2 separate regions of the Homo sapiens genome follow, and region 1 is linked to region 2. A link is a contact called in ENCODE Hi-C or POLR2A ChIA-PET data. All regions are on one chromosome and are shown on one strand. Each heading gives the region's core, a stretch centred on a gene start or an enhancer-like site at or near the end of the contact. The rest is flanking DNA. Distances are from core to core; before and after follow the strand shown. Region 1 overlaps PUS10 (pseudouridine synthase 10). Region 2 has its middle 35 kb from the start of MIR4432.

The links. Hi-C counts contacts between places; a loop is a spot of excess contacts on that map. ChIA-PET counts read pairs that join two places held with the same protein, here RNA polymerase II (POLR2A). Pooled maps may share reads with other maps.
Region 1: a pooled map shows a loop between it and region 2 (3-fold over the local background). The contact joins two enhancer-like sites. A Hi-C loop is called at or near these places in 5 of 37 single-sample maps with no recorded cell type and 3 of 50 pooled maps. POLR2A ChIA-PET finds 5 or more read pairs at or near these places in 1 of 52 experiments (B cell).

What each region holds. Positions count from the first base shown.
Region 1 is chr2:60,964,149-60,967,158 of GRCh38, reverse strand. PUS10 (pseudouridine synthase 10) reads left to right here. Exons shown (of 18, transcript NM_144709.4): 7 at 1,675-1,736; 8 at 2,056-2,101. Among named protein-coding and RNA genes, the nearest start is that of PEX13, 52 kb to the left of the region's middle. Within about 2 kb of position 1,743, at least 6 of the 41 ENCODE cell types and tissues checked have a DNase peak (open chromatin) inside an H3K27ac peak, as active enhancers do; they include B cell, where a contact is called at or near this core.
Region 2 is chr2:60,351,083-60,354,064 of GRCh38, reverse strand. No RefSeq gene overlaps it. Among named protein-coding and RNA genes, the nearest start is that of MIR4432, 35 kb to the left of the region's middle. RefSeq lists enhancers at 364-413, 554-633, 1,114-1,613, 2,384-2,463. Within about 2 kb of position 1,509, at least 5 of the 41 ENCODE cell types and tissues checked have a DNase peak (open chromatin) inside an H3K27ac peak, as active enhancers do; they include B cell, where a contact is called at or near this core.

The DNA of each region.
Region 1 (3,010 bases), core at 494-2,993, 610 kb before region 2:
GGACTATTTAATTTTGGTTTATCTGTGGCTAATCTTGTTTTCAAATGCATGGACAGAACCTATTCAACTACAATGAGTATGGGCTCAATCCTACCTTGTTGGTATCTCAAATCCCCCTGTTTACTTTTAGGCAGTAACTGCCTTTGAAAACAGAACATTTCCCTTTTCCAGAGCAGACCTTACCTCAGTCTCTGAAATGGGTTGACTTTCAGGGAAGACTCAACAGGCTTCCAGGTGTGAAAACAGGAAGGTCATCTTAAATTAGATTTTAATATTATGGCCTCATTGCTTCATCATTTTGCTAGAAGGAAATTCCCTGAATATCAGATACACCCCTATTCAAATAAAATCACAAAACCATCTACTAAAGCTAAACAGTTTTTCAAAACCATTCTGAATTATGCAGTAATATTTCCTTCTGTAAGAATATGCTCTGTTCTGTAAACCGAGTATTGAGAGAATAGAGAATAAAACCACTTCACAGATAGCATGAAGAGGAAATGAGGTAATGAAAGTATTTTGGAAGTTAGAGAAGTCATTAATGCAAAATATTTTTACCTCAAATTTCAGTTTTGAAGCACAAATAATTTTACATGTTGTATCAGTGAGAACAGAAAATAGAAAACAAAAGATGTGGGTTGAGTGAAGTTTCCCTGAATAAAAGGAATGCGTTGTTCATTTTAATTATTGTATAGATTAGAATAAGGAGCGAGAAAAAAAAAGCTATTCATTATTGTGATTCTAGAGTAGCTAATAGGTCTACTAACTATCCAATGAACTCAGTAAATATAAAGACAAAATTGCAACATAGTATGGCATTTTTAGCTATTCCTGCCCCTGACCCCTCCCCGATATGGAATTTTGTATATTCTCCATGGAGGTAAAAGTATAAAATCATGCTTTTTTTGGTGTACAAGGATGTTCATTATAGCATTTTTTTTTTGTTACAGAAAAATTTTCTACAGCTTAAATGTCTGACAGTCCCTAGAGTTGAAAAGATTTCCATGATATAATATTAAAGCAATTTTCCAAAAGCATGTCTTAAAAAATAATACATATACATTTATATTCACAAAAATGCCTAGAAAGAAACATCAAATTGTTAATGGTTCTGCTTCAGTGGCGTGGGATTGAAAAACTGTCTTGTATTTGATCATTTTATAATTTATGTGTATAATTTTTGTAATAAAACAAAAAAAATTAAGATCTGGTTTTAAAACTCAAATCCATTAAGACGTTTGAGCACTTTAAAAAGAAGCTTCATATGGTTTTTAGGGATCTGAATAGTATGTTTTTTGCCTTGCTAATAATTCAAATCATAGTATTGGCAGAATAATTCTTCATTTCTCTCTGTTATTATTTATTTTCAATTCTGTAAATTCTCATTCATCTTTATACCTAATTTACACATTTGTCCAAAAAGTATACACATTTATTTTAAAACTTTTTTGGTAGGATCACTAATGACTGAGTTTTAGAAGTTAAAAAAAAAAACAAAACTATTTCCTTTACAGCTGCCCTGATAACAAGTTGATTTGAGAGCAGTAGTATTTCCAGTTTTTCTGGTCATTCTTTTCTGAGCCAATCTTTGAGAATTAATTTCTATTTCCATTAATAAGTTGTTAGATGTTAGTTTCCTTTTGCTCATTTTTAAACTGTCTTTATAATTTTTAGAGCTTGTTTGAAGTGAGTGTGGTCTTTGCTCACCCAGAAACAGTTGAGGATTGCCACTTCCTGTAAGTTGCCATGTAAACAACGTCAATGGTGTAAAATTGTTAATGCTGTTTGGTTTTCATGAAAATAGTATTGCTTCTCTTCCTAATAAGAAAGAGAAGAACTTGTTATGTCTTAGTAGGTTTAAAATGTGCCCTCAAAAAAATAAAATGTGTCCTTGAACATAGTTCCTGGGCAAACCGATATAGCTCATACAGGGACTCATTTTGTCTGCTCCTGATGTCCTGAGTTTAGCAGCCATTTTGTATGAAATATATTTGAATTATATCTACCCCAAAATAAACTCATTAACCTTTTATATTAACTTGAATTTTATTTTAGAGCTGCGATATGCCCAGATTGTTTTAAGCCAGCCAAAAACAAACAGGTAAGGAAAGGTTCCCGCTTCTTAGTCTTGAGTGAGTTTTGTCTGAGCTGAATATTCAAATTTCCAACAAAAAGGATATGCATCAGAAACATGGCAACTCTATTATACTAAGAATCAGCTTTTAAATATTTCCATTTGCTACATTAATTTTTGTTTTTCAACTTTTTCAACCTTCACCTCTGGCTAGGAAGTTGTAGCACACAAACATCCTCATGTTTGTGTAGTGTCTAGATTGTTCCCCTGACGATGTTAAATTTAGAATCAGTGTTTCAGTGATGTTACTATTACTCATTAAATTCGACGTTTAGATTTTAATCCCTCAAATTACATCATCTGAGAAAATCAATGGTAAGTATCAGTAGCATTCCAAACTTTCAGCTAATATCCATTTTCCAGAAATCAATGTTTAGAATATATAATTCAAAGTAAGTTGTTTTATTTAGGACAGTCCTGAATTAACATGTCCTCTTTCTGGCTACATTTGCAAAAAGGGCATTTTTATTCAAACTCTTCTTTATCATCTTAATGTTAGCTAATCTTCATGTTAACGGACAAGTTAGTTAACATACACTCTTAGCTCGTATCATGTCAGGATAGAATGATGTGGTGCGATATTGGTCATCTTTCATGCATCAGTTTCGTAGGTGGTTTGGTACGTAGACTTAGGCATTCCTACAGTTTTACTGACATTCATTTTGTTGTTGTGATTGTTAAAAAGAACATAAGCTCATTGTCAAATGTACATCTGTTGGTTTTGCCTCTTGCTTTGACTAATTGCTGGGCCTTTTAGAACTGGGGGAAAGAAGTTTGTAACATTTGCCTAATGCCCTGTGCAGAAATAATTAGAAATGCAGACCAAGCCGAAAGCAGCACCTCCCTACTTTTCTTATATCATGGCACATCTAAAAC
Region 2 (2,982 bases), core at 260-2,759:
GCCTGTAACTTTCTGTTCTGCAATGAAAATGGCCTCCTGTGTTTTTGTTTCACAAGCACAATTAAAAGTCTAATTTCAAAGCTACAATAGGGAAGCAAGGGCGTCAGTAAGAAACCCAGAACTTGATGCAAATAATTGAGCCATTTTTAATTTGTTCAGTGTGATCAGGTAGGGGGAAATTCTATATTTAAATATAACCAACCACCTTGAACCTTGTATGGAAGTAACTGTGTAAGAAATGTTTGGTAACATGTTGCTGAAGTTGTAAAATGTGTACCTCCCAAAACAAGGATATTCAAAAGTTAAGTTTCTCACGGTGATGTTAACACATCCGCATCGCGTTGCACATGCTGTACAATTCTGCATCATAAAAAATGGATTTACAAGCTTAAGTACTACTCGGGAATATTACATGTGTGGAATGTGGCTGGGTTAATGTCACTGTGAGACCCTTAGCCGTTGCCAAGGAGGTTTCCTGAGCCTCAGCTGGGGCCAGGCGGGGGCAGACTGGAGAAAGCCGCTGCTGCCTGGGCCTGCAACTTTGCCTAATGAACAAAAACACCATTTTGGCCTCAAAGATCTTGAGCTCCACAAGCCACAAATCACAACGAGGAAGAAATCAAACATTAAGGTTTCTCTCGGATTATTATTGACCAGGACGGTCTGGAAATTATAGGATCTTTCTAAATGTGGGCAGGGGCTTCCGTGAGGTCCAGCAACACAGTGGCATTTGCTTTTACTGCTGCTATTTCTCTGTTTCTGGTTTTACTTACTCTGACCCCTCTCCACACCAGAGCCGGTGTGAGAGCTGCTGTCACCTGGCCTTTCCCAGAGCTGGAGGGAGTCCCTGGGGGACGAGTTGGGTGGCAGGTGATGCGTGTAGACTAGGATGTGAGATTAACTCCAGTCCGAAAGGGCCCTGGGATAAATTACACATGTCCGAACATATCCATAGAGGAGGAGTTGAGTGGAAATAGGCTTCAGGGGCAGCCAAAGAGGGAAAAACATGAGGACATTGTGTGTGTGTGTGTGTGTGTGTGTGTGTTGCTGTAATGATGGGAGGGAGGATGCAAGGCAGGACTTACGGGTCCTAGCCAGCTGTGCTGCACCTGGTCCGTGAGGCAGTGTGGAGTCCACCGAAACGACCCTCAAGCCTGATGCCAGTTCCAGAAGCCCAGTCGGCAACTCTGCCACCTTACACTCCTCTCCCCGTGGAACTGCCTGGGGGTGCTGGCATGGGGACATGAGGGATGTCTGACAGGAGAAACAAGCATTTCAAGAGTGTGTGGTTGGCTTCGCTGTCCTTTGGGGGGAGGAACTGGAATCAGTCAACAGGCAAGTAAGTTGTTATTGCACACCTTTTATGTATTCTGCTGGGCCGTGGGCTGCGGAGGGCACTAAAGGGGTAGAACATCCTGCTCCTCTTGAAGACGCCCAGCCTTTGGTCCCATGACCTCAGGCACATGCGTAATCTAAGCGGCAGCCCAGAACTCATGACGGGTGCCCAGTTCCTTGATGCCTCCTGAAGGAAATGCTGCAAGCTGTTCAGAGGATGGAGACTGCATGGGGGTGTTCGTAGGCAAGGAAGGCTTCAAGAAAGAGGCAGCTCTGAGCTGCTTTTCAAAGAAGAGAGGATTTAGACAGGCAGAGAGAAGTGGGGATCACTCAATAGAAGTAAATTCCACAAGCTCTGATCTCTATCCCTAATAGGGAACGGGGCTCCTAACAATAGCTTTTTTTTGTGGTCTGAATTCAGGCCCGACTCCCAGTTCCAGCCTGAACACTGGTCAGCTGAAGACAACGCTGCCACCTTCATCTCTTCCCTGCCTGTCCTGCTTACAACAGTTGCAAGAAGTTTATACCCACATTAAGCCCCCAGAGGCAGGCTGGCAGCCAGCCTTCGCCACTGGTGCAGAGAACTGAGTCAACCACCCGGTGTTCCTGGCTGCTCCCCCTGAGAAGCTTTCCCACCCTGTTCCCTGAGTCGAGAGTCTTGGCTGGGCACCTGCTGCACTGTGGACGTGCGGACGCGGCCTCCAGAAGGGGGAAGGGAGCCCTGGCTGGCTTCTCTGAGACGTGTTGAGTGGCTTGCCATTGAAGACTGTTTCCTCACTCAGGCAGCTGCATGCCCCAAGTGAGTGACTTCCTCTCTCTGGACTCAGTTTCTGAATCTGTAGACAAAGAGGGTGGACCAGATGGTCTTGGAGGTGCCTTCCAGGTCACATCTCTCCTGTTTCTAACAGCAGGTGGAAGCAGGTGAGGAGGGCAGTCGGGCAGAGAGGAATGGAGAGGAATTCCCCCACAGAGGCTCTTGGGAACCACACAATTCCCCATTCTGGTGCCACCTGCTTCAAGGATGTGAGTGAGAGCAGTGCTGGCCTTGAAGCCTACATCGGTGGGTAGTCTAGCCTCCCTAGATGTGTCCTTAGGTGTCATGGGATCCATATCTGGATCATCAAGGAGACCTCACTTAGGCTTCTCTTGACTTACCAGGAAAGGCTAAGTCTTGCTTCGGGCAGGCAGCTGCCTCTGGGGCCCGGGCCTGTGGCCCCAGGGGAAAGAATTGTTGCCCCAAGATGCTCATGCAATGTTGTGTGACTGTGGCAAGGCTGTGCCATTTTAGCTGGGATCAACACGCTAATGGGCACAGGTCCAGGGGGAGTGCAGGTGCCTTCCTGGGTGCAAAGTGGCCCTCATCCCCATAGCACACAATGTCTGCACAGCTGAGGCTGGAAGGGACTGGCTGAGGGCCGTGCTGGTGTGGGCAGATCCCTGGAAGATCACCTGGGCCATCTCCTCATTCTAAAGATGAGAAGAACGAGGCTTGGAGAGGATGAGTGTCTTGTTGAGGGTTGCACAGCAAGTTGGGGACACAGCTGCAGGAAATCCAAGTCTCCTGATTCCTAGCCCATGATATTTTCTCTCCCACCAAGTTGAAAGGCTGAGGTGATGGGAGGCCTGGCATACCACAGATGGAAACTT